2 separate regions of the Homo sapiens genome follow, and region 2 is linked to region 1. Evidence: chromatin contacts called from ENCODE Hi-C data. All regions are on one chromosome and are shown on one strand. The core of a region is the stretch at or near the end of the contact, and the rest is flanking DNA. Distances in the headings are between cores, read along the strand shown.

The links. A loop is a pair of places that touch in the nucleus more often than their neighbours do. Pooled maps may share reads with other maps.
Region 2: a loop to region 1 is called in a map of HCT116, with 2.3 times the contacts of the local background. The contact joins two enhancer-like sites. A Hi-C loop is called at or near these places in 2 of 168 maps with a recorded cell type or tissue (HCT116 and mammary epithelial cell) and 4 of 50 pooled maps.

The regions. Positions count from the first base shown.
Region 1 is chr3:42,542,815-42,548,941 of GRCh38, forward strand. SEC22C (SEC22 homolog C, vesicle trafficking protein) reads right to left here. Exons shown (of 7, transcript NM_032970.4): 7 at 5,155-6,127. Among named protein-coding and RNA genes, the nearest start is that of VIPR1-AS1, 13 kb to the left of the region's middle. Within about 2 kb of position 4,822, at least 7 of the 41 ENCODE cell types and tissues checked have a DNase peak (open chromatin) inside an H3K27ac peak, as active enhancers do.
Region 2 is chr3:42,828,000-42,834,631 of GRCh38, forward strand. The region is part of intron 2 of ACKR2 (atypical chemokine receptor 2); the gene reads left to right. LOC124909373 (a long non-coding RNA gene) reads right to left here. Exons shown (of 2, transcript XR_007095895.1): 2 at 5,732-6,632. Among named protein-coding and RNA genes, the nearest start is that of ACKR2, 22 kb to the left of the region's middle. Within about 2 kb of position 1,357, at least 6 of the 41 ENCODE cell types and tissues checked have a DNase peak (open chromatin) inside an H3K27ac peak, as active enhancers do.

The sequences.
Region 1 (6,127 bases), core at 3,572-6,071:
GGGAACATGGAAGGGGCTAGAGAAGAGGCTGAATGCCAATAGATAATTTCTAGCACAGCGGCTCAGGTGGCATTGTAGCCCAAGTCCCAGAAAACAGAGCCTGAGACAAGGGCCTGTGACCAGGAAACAGAAGAGTGAAACGGGGAAGTGAGGAAAGCCAATATAAAGGTGAGTCATCAGCCCGGGCAACATGGTGAGACCCTATCTCTGCAAAAAAATTAAAAAATAAAAAAATAGACGGGTGTGGTGGTGCACGCCTGTAGTCCTAGCTACTTGGGAGGCTGAAGTGAGAGGAACACTTGAGCCCAGGAAGCTGAGGCTGTAGGGAGCCATGATTATGCCACCGCACTCCAGTCTGGTGACAGACCAAGACCCTGTCTCACGATAAAGGTGAGTTATTGCACTGGCCACTACTGGGGCAACAGGACTCAATTCACTGGGACCCTCTGCAGGGCTGGCAGAACACGCCCAAAATCGTCCTCCTGAGGGACAGAGAAGGAAAGCATTAACCACTGGCTCCCAGCCTCTGTTGCTCAAGGTTTGCCCACGTTAGCCCCCTCACTCTTCCAGGCTTGACAGGCATGAACAAGAAGCAGGTTCCTGCAGGCATCCCATCACATAGTCAGAGGAACTCCGGGGCAGAAAGGGCCAGCTATGTGGTAGAGATAGGGTGAGGAGCTGTCAGGATCCCCCACCAGGAAGCTGGCTAAGGTTGGCCAATAGGGAATGAGGCAGAGGACCCAACACAGGTGGCCTCCTGGGGCTGAGAAGAGGAGCCCCACACAAAGGTCCTCGTGCACTAAGGTCTGCATGGACACTCACTGGTCCTGCTGCCAAGGTCTTTGGCTGGGGTACTCATAGCTGCTCTCTTGGCTGCAGCCCCAGGGTCTACCCAGCTGACTTGGCCCCACTGAGGCTCACTCTGGCCCCTCACACCGCTCCAGGCTCAGCCATGCCATCACCCAGCCATGCCATCACCCAGCCTTGGGTGTGAGCTTCCCCCCGCCATGGCCTCTGTGGCACTCACTTCACCATTCACCATGGCAACACCATGACAGACCCACCAGTTCCAACTCCGCCACCTTTCTCATGCCCCAGGGAGCATGCAGGAACTTCTGAGTCCCTTCCAGGCCTCTGGGAGCTGAGGGTAGCTTGGTGGTGTTCACTCAGATCTACTTGGCGTTAAATTTATAGATCCACCATTTTATCTAGAAGGGCCACTTAAGGGGCACAGGTTGCTGGGAGGACTGACTTCCTAACACAGAGTGGGACACACACACCCTCTGTTTTCAGGTTTCAATGTGTCCCTTCAATATTTCCTAGGTAATGAGACCAGGTGGGCTTTCCTCCCTTCCTTCTATCCTCACTTTCTCCTTGCAGAGATGACATACCCCTCCTCCACATTTCCCCAGGTCATAATGGTGGAGGGCTTCAGAGGGATATAATCTCAGGGGCCAGGTAATGAGAACGGTATCTGTTTAATGTTTTCAAAGTATTACCATCATATTTTCATTCAGCAAATAATTACTGTGTGCACAGTTCTAGACACTGAGGATGCAGTGGTGAACATGGCAGAGCCCTTGCCCTCATGGAACTGACCCTCTAATGGTGGAGACAGATAGTAAAAGAGAAAAGTTACAGAAAAAGAAGGCAGGATGAGGGTTAGAGTGAGGGGGGTGCTCTGTTAGTTGGGGTGGCCAGAGGGAATGACAGTGGGGCAAGAGCAGGTCATTCCCCCTCCCTGATGATCAGAGGAATTTAAACCATATGCATCAGAGCTGGGGCTCAGAGATCTTGCAGTCCAGGTCAAAACATCCAGTTCCCTGCCTCTGCAGAAGCAGCCTGGACAGTAGCTAAGGAGAACCAGGTGGCCTGGGGCCTCAGCAGGGTCTGAACTCCCCTAGGCAGGGGCTCAGGGGCTGACCAAGCAGTAAGGAGAGGATGTCTGGCTGGATATGGTGAGGCTTGTTTCTTGGGTCCCTCATTGCAGCAGTGACCCAGGCCCACAGACTCCATCTGGATGTGGAGTGTCCCCCCCGGCTGCCTCCAGCTCAATGTCCTCGGTGCCAAGTGACACAGAACAAGCAGCTCTTGAAAAGACTAATATTTACTCTTCAAACGAGAGCTGGCACAGGCTGTTTCCTGCAACTGGCGTCTGACTCGCCCTGTGGGATGGACACAACAGGAGGCACTCCGGGAGATAGGCAAATGTCCCCTCGGACGCCAGCATTCTGTATGAGACGATGTCTGTGAGATGGGGACAGCATGTTCCAAGGTTCCATTAGACACATCTCATTTCTGCCCGCACACCTCACAGTGGAGAGCTCACTGCCTCTCCAGCCCCTGCTGGACAGCTCTGTGAGAAAGTTCATTCTAATGCTGGCCCTGTGTTCCTTGCCCCGGCCCTTGCTCTGATCCCTGGGGCCTCAGGAAAAGCGCCTGGAATAACCCCCAGGGCTGGGGGAATAAAGGTCCTGGTCACCTTTATTCCTCCCACCCCGACCCGCCTCTGGCTTCACTTCCCCAGGCCCACACTCTGGGCTCTGTGGCCAGAACAGGATATTTCTGGGTTAGGAGGAAGAAATTGCCTTGAGGGCACCTCTGTCCCCCTGCAGCTGTGTTCCTTGTCCTCATGAGAGCCCTTTAGCTGAGTGCCTCATATGGGAAAGTCTTGACCAGGAAACTGCTGGTCAGACGGCTCGAATATGGGAAGGAGAGTCCCTAGTGGCTTGGGGGTCAGAACCAGCTCCCCCTGCCCACTTTCCCCTCTGGAGTCTCTCCTCTATGCTCTTCCCCACCCAAGCCCCCCATGGCTTCCAGAGCCTTCCCTGACCAATATAACCCCAGGCTTGTTTCCCCGCCCCTTCCCCCACCACTGCAGCCCTGTGCAGGCTTAAACACTCTGGCAGCATATGGGGCTTTAGAGCCCCAAAGGCCAGCCTTCTTAACCTTGTCATGTCAACTGCAGGGCTGGGCAAGGCCAGGACAAGATCTCCCAGGGGAAATGCAGGCCCACCCCATTCTCCCAGAGCTCTCATAACTGACTGCTGACACAAGCAACCCTCTTTTTAAAACAATTCCTTATTATCCCTATACCTAACTCCCAAGCTCCTGGTCCCTTGTAAGCAGCCATTCAAGTGTATTTAACATGTATCTTTTCGCATATATCCTCACAAAATATTTTATGGTCTTGTATGCATATATTTCTTATCATATAACGGTGGTTTTTCACTCAGCTCTAAGTTTTGAGGATTCATCCATGTGATGTTACATCTAAATCTGGTACATCTGCCTGCATCGTGGTGCTCCGTGGTGAGCCTGCACACTTTCTTTCCATGATGGATACACAGATTGCTTTCCACCAACACCAGTAAGTCTTCAATGAACATGTCCCCTTGAGGATCTGTATAAGAATTTTCCTGGGACAAATAACCAGAAGTCAAATTTCCACTTCACAAGGTGTGCACTCTTAACTTGGGTAAGTAGGCTGTATTAGTTTGTTTAGGCTGCCCTAACAAAGTAGCACAGTCTGGGTGGTTTAAGCAGACATTTATTTTCTCATGGGTTGGGACTTCAACATGTGAATTTTGGGGGAACAGAATTCAGCTCTTAACAGTGGCATGGCTCTGCAGATTGGCCGTGCCTCTCTACTCACTGCCACCTCGCACGAAGTCCTGCATCTCCACACTCCCTCTTGCACTTAGTGCCATAGAGCTTTGCAAGATTTGCCAAACTCATAGGTGTGAGGTGGTCTTATTGTTGTTTGAATGTGTATTAATGATTTAAAATCTCTTCATATGCTTATTAGCTTTTTACGTTTTCTCTTCTGTTAATTGTCTGCACATTTTCTAGTGGGGTTGCTCTTACTTGCTGATTTACAGGAATTTCTTCTGTTATTAATCCCTTAGTGGTTTCTGGCATCATAAATATCTCCTCCCATTCTTTTAACTTTGCCCATGAAATCCTTATTTGTATATAGTCAAATTCATCAATCATTTTGCCTTAAGGCAGTCCTTTTCCGCCACAAGCCACAAAGATAATCTTCAAGTTCTGCAACATATTCCACAGATTTTGCCGTCCACATTTGACTTAAGAAGTCCTTTTCCACCACAAGCCACAAAGATAATCTTCAAGTTCTTCAATGTATTCCACAGAATTTGCCGACCACATTTGATCCCAGCAATGTCTTGGTGCTGACTCAGCAGAGCCAGGTGGGCTCCTTAGAGCCTCTCCTCCACTAGCACTGCCCAAAGATGCTTGGCAGCTGTCAGGTAGCACTTCTGCTACCTGGGCCCCTTCAAGGGGTAGGCCCCAAGAAAAAAGAAGGCAACTCACCAGCCAGAACTTCTCATCCAGCCCTCCTGGCATAGAAGGAACATCTTTTATTCTTTGTGGGTATTGCCAAGTGGGGGACAGCCACTTGTTTCCTCCTCAGGGGAAACAGAGCTCCAAACTTTACTGTCACTGGCTCCCTAGAACAAGCCTCAGCTTCTCAACCTGAGCAAAAAAGTGGTTAAAGCAGATGGTGTCTGAAAACTATCAACTACCAAATCCCAGCACCCAATAACTCAGATGTTTATTTTGGAAGTCACTGCCTTCCTCCAAAAGATTCTGATTCAGGACAGATGGTGCAGAGACTCTTGGAGAGTGAATTCCCCAATGTGTTTAGAGGATGGTCAGGAGAGGATAGTGCATTTGCTTTCTTTCTGGGAATTTTATTAGCTGCTATAGGAACAGCCTTTGCTAAAGGCCACCTTCCCTTGGCTGGAAACCTGAGGAGGTGGCCGGCAGCTGCGCCCCCTGGTGGCCATTCTGTGGTCAGGCTGGTCCTGGGAGATGAAACTTCACCTTCACAGTAGACAAGAGCCCAAAACGCGGAGCACGGAAAGTGCCTGCTGCACATAGCAGGGCAGGGGCAGAGCCTGCAAACTGGGGAGGCCTCCCAGCCCCCAGGGCATTGTTGTGACTGCTATTTTGGTTGGGGGTTAGTACTAAAGACTATTTGAGCCCTTGCGCCTGTCTAGGCCTCACTGGACAAGATGACCTGACTTTCACTTCTTTCAACAACCCCCTCCCATTATGTCAGGCCCACATCACACTGTCTAGCAAAGGATCCATAACTCGGAATTTTTCACATAAGTGCAAAGACACATGTTAATAAACACTTTAGATTTATTCTGCCATTTCTGAAGCCACCTCATTTAATTTATACATAGGATATAAATGGCTATACATTTTTACACACTTTTATACAAGTTTAGGTTGTACTACTGAGTTTGTTAAAATGTACCCATTATTTACTCAAAATATTTATTGTTACAAGAAAACCGTAAGAAGCTTGTGTAACATGAACAGCAAGTATTGAAAACGAATATGTAAAGTAAATGGTTTTGCCCTGACTAAATCAGCCTCAGTATTTTATGCTTTTAGTAGAAAAGCCCATTAAACAAAATAGAATCCTGGGGGATCAAATCATATGAATGATTCATGAAATAACACTTCTGAAGCAACCCCAGAATCATATAAATGTAAGGGTTAAAGGTCATATGTACTAAGCATGGGTCAGAGGAATAGAATGGATTTGTTAATTTTACCCTAAATAAAAGGCGCTTGTGGGCAACAGCTCTGCCATCAATACACATGGGCAGATGTTTCCGAATCCAGCCATTCCCAGATTTCACTGACATGCCCTTTTCCACAGGCTCCCTGCTGATGAGATTTCCCCAGCAGCAGAAGTTTGACATCACTGCTCCCGGATGGGAGAATCAGAGCTCTCCTCATTTGGGTCAGGGGTGGCTGGCTCACGAGGTTTGGTCCAACCAGCAGAACCAGCTCCTTGGATCCTGGAATAAACCAAACATCAATGGTACCATGCGCTCTGTGCCCAGGGAGTGAAAGGCAGGTCCAGGGTGGGAAGAAGAGGGGCTGCTACCTTTTGGAGTGAAAAAAATGAGGTTTACACTGTAGTATAACAAAATGCCTTTTTGTAAAGGCCAGAAGAAATGGCTGTGCTGTGCTGCCTGAAGCAGAAAAACCTTCATGTACCAGGTGAATGTAAAGCCTTTCTCCTCCCACACACAATGGACTCACCCAGTATTACCCTCCACTACCACTTTTGACCCTCATA
Region 2 (6,632 bases), core at 107-2,606, 280 kb after region 1:
AAAGTCAACAGGGAAAGGAAAGAGCTGTAGTCATAAATTCTAATCCCAGGAGGATATGTCAAAGGATGCTTGCATTATATATATATATATATATTTTTTTTTTTTTCTTTTCTTTTCTTTTCTTTTCTGAGACAGAGTCTTGCTCTGTCACCCAGGCTGGAGTGCAGTGGTGCAATCTCTGCTCACTGCAATCTCTGCCTCCAGGGTTCAAGTGATTCTCCTGCCTCAGCCTCCCAAGTAGCTGGGATTACAGATGCCTGCCACCACGCCCAGCTGATTTTTGTATTTTTTAGTAGAGATGGGGTTTCACTATGTTGGTCAGGCTAGCCTTGAACTCCTGACCTCAGGTGATCCACCTGCCTTGGCCTCCCAAAGTGTTAGGATTACAGGCGTGAGCCACCGCGCCTGGCCAGCTTGCATTATATTTTGATTTCAGATAAGGAAAGTCAGATCAAGTGACTGTGAGAAGGTCACTTCTTTCTTCTCCCTTCCTTCCTTCCACAATGCAGCCCCTAAAAGTGGCAACATCTTGTTTTAAGGGGAACCAAAAGGAATGTTTTCTGAGACTTATTATTCTCCTAGTGCCTACCTGTCTGTGAATGTTCTGGGAAGGTCTGAGGATGAGATTTGGAGATATGGAGATTTGGAGCGGCGAATTTATCTCACATGCCAGTTAGACACTTTATTCTGTCTAATTCAGGACAAAGACTGATGATTTGGGGGGCTAATCAGGGGATTCTTTTCAAGAATACAGTGTGATGAAGAAGGTTATCAAGACAGACTGCAAACTCTTTTCTCTAGTAACCTCTGAAAATAGAATCATAATGTGAAGTACAATACCTGCAATTATGGTAGCACACATTAAATGAAATAGGAGGATAATATAAGAGCAGGCCCATAGTTGTATATATTAGTGGACTAAATGAGTGATATCTTTATTGTGATCATCATGGTCACATTTATTGACAGTCAGTTTAGGGCAAAACACTCCTGGGAGAGGGGAGCATCAAGCCATCTGAAATTGGACGGAATTAAAGAGTTAGAAAAGGAACAGAGCAGGTGTCCTGGTATAGAGTGGACTTGAACAGGGTGAAAGAATGGGCGATCTTTGGATGGAGAGAAGGGGAGAAGAAAATGAGGGTGAGTAAAAGGCCACAGAGGTTGGAATGTGTAAGATACACATTTCATCAATGCAAAAATACCAGAAGGTGGCAAACGTGGACTTTGGTAGAGGCATGGCACAGGAAAATTGCTGTTCATAAGTCCACATAGGTGTGTCAGCTTCCAAACAATATTAGCTCACTAGATGCAAATGAATTATCCACATTACTCTGTTCCAGGCAATAGCCCCTATTGAGCTAGTGACAAAGGTAAACCATCTCTGACTCATCAGAAATTCTCTTCCCAAAGAAGTGAAGGGAGAAAATGGGAGTGGTAGGCCAGGAATGAGGGGCAATTCTGGTTGGCCCAGGGTGAGTCACTTTCCCTAATGTTCCTACCAGGAGATCAGGCCATGAGCTCTTGGCTCTGCTGCTCATTCTTGTCACCTTTCCCCCATATTCTAGCTCCCTCGGGTCACTCATCCTATCACTTTTCCGATAGGGCCGTGGAGTTGTACCCTCTCTAATTTTATAGATAGGGACCCTGTGGCCTAAAGAGGATTGGGGCTTGCCCTTCTTCCTATAGCACAGTTGGGACTAGGAGAGGGACCTCTTGACCATCAACCCCTTGCATCTGCACTCTGTCCTCTGCCATGTGACGTAACTCTTTTAGTCTTCATGCCAACTGAGAGGCAAATGAGACACAAAACAGAACATGGGAAAACTTGAAGGGGCTGTACCTTGACTGCAAAGGGCACCGGGGTACATGCGTAGAGGCAAGAAGAGTTTAGGGGCAGCAGGTCATCCTACATGACCCTATTCTCAAAAGAAAATCAGCCCCCATAATCCAGTTTCAGGTCTCATATTCCAAAACCTAAACTCTGAACTAACAAACATTGTGATTCTTTCATAGATGTCTAATATTTACTAAACAAATATTGGGACTTGTTTTCAATACCCTCTTTCAAATACCCCTTATAACAGGGTTCATATTTCTCTTCCTGAATGTTATGAGGCTTCCTCTTTCCTGCCTAACTGTCCCAAGGCCTCTCCTCCTCCAATGACCATGTGGCAATCATAGAGGGGGTCTTAGATAGTATTCCTGTATCAAAGGAAGTATGTCTAAGGAATTGGAGGATGCTGGTCGTTAGCCTCTGATTGATAAGCACTTCTTATTTATTTAATTTTTTTTTAAAATAGAGATGGGGGTTTCACCCTCTTGGTCAGGTTGGTCTTGAACTCCTGGCCTCAAGTTATCTCCCTGCCTCAGCCTCCCAAAGGGCTGGGATTACAGGCATGAGCCACCACGCCCAGCCTTTGATTGATAAACTCTTCTTTCCTCTTCCTTCATTCTGTAATGCAACCCCTAAAAGTGGCAAAATCTTGTTTTAAAATTTTGTCTGTCCCCTCCCCCAAATTTGGCATATTGAAAACAAGATATGGAGCAATAGTGACTCTGAGAGGAGAAGAGGTGTAGTGCAGGACACAAGAAGCTCCCCGCTGGTGAAATCCTGTAATGTGTTTCTTTCAAGTCCCCCTCCCTGCCTTTGTCTCCTGGTGATGAGGTGTAAGTTCTGCCTTTTTTCTTTTCTTTTTTTTTTTATTTTCAGAAAGTCTTTGTTGCTTCAGGCAAGCATCAGAAACTGAATCTGCTGGGGTGTTGGTTGGACTGTGTGGCCTCTCTTTATCCCTCTCTTCCCAGACCCCTCAAAATCAGGTGCATTCTATATCCCCTTAGGCTAGATAGACATTCTATGGATGCTCCGGTCTGCATGAGGAAGGGAACTCCAACCTCCCCCAAGTCAGTTAATTTTAAACATTTTGGTCTTTTTTCTGTATAATTTGGGATTGGTGTACCAGAAATGACTAAAAACCTGTGGTTTTCTGAGAGTGATCCTGGGACTATAATTTTCTGAAATTAAACTTCAGGCAAAAAAAATAAAAAAAAAGAGAAGAAAAGAAAAAGAAAAACAGAAACTCTCATCGTGGCCAGATGGAGCCAGAGATTTGTGAGAAGACGAGGCTTAAAGAGTAAAAGGCTATCAGTGTGCGAGATGGGTTGAAAAACAAAAAATAAAAGGTGAAATCCGAGACTGCCACGCTCACCTAGGAGAAGTTGCAAAACCTCCTTAGTGATGTTGGGAAAATTCTTTTCAGTGAAAAGTCTCTTATGGACCTGTTAAAAATATCCCAAGAGCAAAACAGCAGACCCCCCACCTTTAAAGGAGGTGTACCTTTTGTCACTTAATGCCTGCCTGTTTCAAATCCAACCTTCATTGCTTTGTGACGTTAAAACATTTCTTCTTTGCCAGCTGGCATGATGCTAAACTTTATCAGCAGGGGGCGCTGGAGGGCTAATTTCATTGGCCAATGGCAGTGGTTTCTTGCCCTCCAGCTTCAGTTGCCCAGGATGCTGCTTGCCAGTTTTGACCCATAGTTTCCTGCCTGCTAGCCCCAGCTGCTGAGTGTGGATGAGCTCCATCTAGGGCAACCCAGTTGAACATCTGTGCCATCCAGTAGCTGCAATCGCACCCTCTCAAAGGAGGTCTGCATCCTAGCTTTGGGGCAGGGCTCCCTTCTCTTCCAAATTAGTACTTTTGTAAGTAGTCTCCCTCTGCCTAGGATGTTCTTTAGAGTTCTCTTCAATTCTCTTGTAGTAGTTACTTCTCTTCAAATAGTCAATACATCTTTATATTAAACTTTCCCTGTTCAACTTACTGTGGTTACTGTCTCCTGACTCTCCTTTCATGGACCATGATGCCAAAAATGCAATTACTAGTAGGTGAAAGGTTTGATAGTTTCAAAATCAAGTGAACATAGGGAAATACATGGGCCTTAATATCACTAGAAATTTAAAGAGGCAGAACCAATTTATTCAGCCAGAAATTATGTCTATGAATTTTGTACTTAGAATTGGTATTAAATCATTGTATGGTTTAATGGTAGTGAAATGAAACACAAAACTTTGGAGACTGAGATTTTTGGAAAGATAGAGATGACCCTCCCCTTTCCTCTAGTGGCAACTGCACCAAGAACAGCCTAATACCAGAAAGCCTCCATCTCTTAAGATGTCATGACCCTTAATTGTTAGAAATTCATTGCCATCAGGCTAGGCGTGGTGGCTCATGCCTGTAATCCCAGCACTTTGGGAGGCTGAGGTGGGCAGATCACTTGAGTCCAGGAATTTGAGACCAGCTAGGCCAACACAGTGAGGACCTGTCTCTAATAAAAATACAAAAATTGGCTGGGTATAGTGGTGGGCACCTGTAATCCCAGCTACTCAGGAGGCTGAGGCATAAGAATCACTTGAACTGGGGAGGCAGAGGTTGCAGTGAGCTGAGATTGCGCCACTGCACTCCAGCCTGGGTGACTGGGCAACAGAGCAATACTCTGTCTCAAAAAAAGAATAAAAAAAAAAGAAAGAAAAAGAAAAAGAAAATGTAGTGCTATCAAATTAAGAAAATGCAAAAACCTGCACCAGTTCATCTATCAGATTAGGGCACTCCATCACCGCATACGGAACGCACAGCAATGAAATACTCTAGACCAGTGCTGTCCAATAAAAACAGGTGAGCCACCATATGATCCGTATGTGTCATTTTAATTTTTTTTTTGAGACAGAGTCTCACTGTCGACCAGGCTGGAGTGTAGTGGCATGATCATGGCTCACTGCAGCCTCAACTTCCTAGGCTCAAGCGATTCTCCCACCTTAGCCTCCTGAGTAGCTGGGACTACAGGCACATGCCACCACACCTGGCTAATTTTTCTATTTTTATTTTTTTGAGATAGGGTCTGACTCTGTTGCCCAGGCTGGAGTACAGTGGCACAATCTCAGCTCACTACAACCTCTGCCTCCTGGGCTTAAGTGATCCTCCCACCTCAGCCTCCCGAGTAGCTGGGACTACAGGCATGTGCCACCACACCCAGCTAATTTTTGTGTTTTTTGTAGAGATGAGGTTTCTCCACATTGCCTAGGCTAGTCTTGAACTCCTGGGCTCAAGCGATCTGCCCGCCTTGGCCTCCCAAAGTGCTGGGATTACAGGCATGAGCTACTGTGCTTGGGTTAATTTATAAATTTTTTTGTAGAGATGAGGGCTCACTAAGTTGCCCAGCCTTAAATTTTCTAATAGTCAACATTAAAGCCCTAAAGAGAAACAAGTGAAATTAATTTGAATGATGTATTTATTTAACCCAAAATATAAACAAATTATCTCAAGATGTAATCAACATAACAATGAGATATTTTGTTTATTTTTATTTTTTATTTTTTAAAGTATTTTTTATTTCAATAGGTTTTGGGGGAACAGATAGTGTTTGATTACATGCATAAGTTCTTTAGTGGTGATTTCTGAGATTTTGGTGCACCCATCACCCAAGCAGTGTACACTATACAATTATTAATTATTAATGAGATATTTTACATTCCGTTATTTGTACTGTCTTTGAAATCTGACATGTGCTTTATGCTTGTACTTCTCAGTTCAGACTAGTCACATTTCAGGTGCTTCATGGCCAAATATGGCTAGTGACTACTGTACTGCCCAGTTCTAGAATAGGATTTGACCACACATACTACTTAGTGGGAATGACGATTTGAGAGATCATTTAAAAAAAAAACTGCATTACAAAACCAGACTTCTGTGGCTTTATTGATCATATTAATATTGTATTTTAAGGCCATTTTCTTTTATTGGATACAGATAAACATATTAGTGATTATGTGTGTTTTTTTAGAAACCCAGATTTTCAACCCTGTGTTGAGCAAGTCTTACAAGAGCCATTTTTTCAACAGGATGTGTTCACTTTGTGTCTCTGTGTCACATTTTGGTAATTCATGCAATATTTCAAACATTTTCATTATTTTTATTTTTATTTTTTTTGAGACAGAGTTTCGCTCTTGTTGCCCAGGCTGGAGTGCAGTGGTGCGATCTTGGCTCACCATAACCTCCACCTTCTAGGTTCAAGCAATTCAGCTCAGCCTCCCGAGTAGCTGGGATTACAGGCATGCGCCTCCACGCCCGGCTAATTTTGTATTTTTAGTAGAGATGGGGTTTTGCCATGTTGGTCAGGCTGGTCTCGAACTCCTGACCTCAGGTGATCCACCTGCCTCGGCCTCCCAAAGTACCGGGATTACAGGCGTGAGCCACTGTGCCCAGCCACATTATCATTATTATACCGCTATGGTGATCTGTGATCAATGATCTTTGATGTTACTATGCAATTGTTTTGGGTGTCCATATAAGACGAGAACCTAATGGATAAATGTTGTGTGTTTTCTTTTTTTTCGGTAGGGAAGACAGGGTCTCACTCTGTTGCTTAGACTACAGTACAGTCACACGATCATGCCTCACTGCATCCTTGACATCCTGGGCTCAAGTGATCCACCCACCTCAGCCCCACAAATATGTAGGACTATAGACTCGAGCCACTATGTCTGGGTAATTTTTTTTATTTTAATTTTTTAATTAATTAATTAATTTATTTATTTACTTATTTTGAGATGGAGTCTCACTCTGTCGCCAGGCTGCAGTA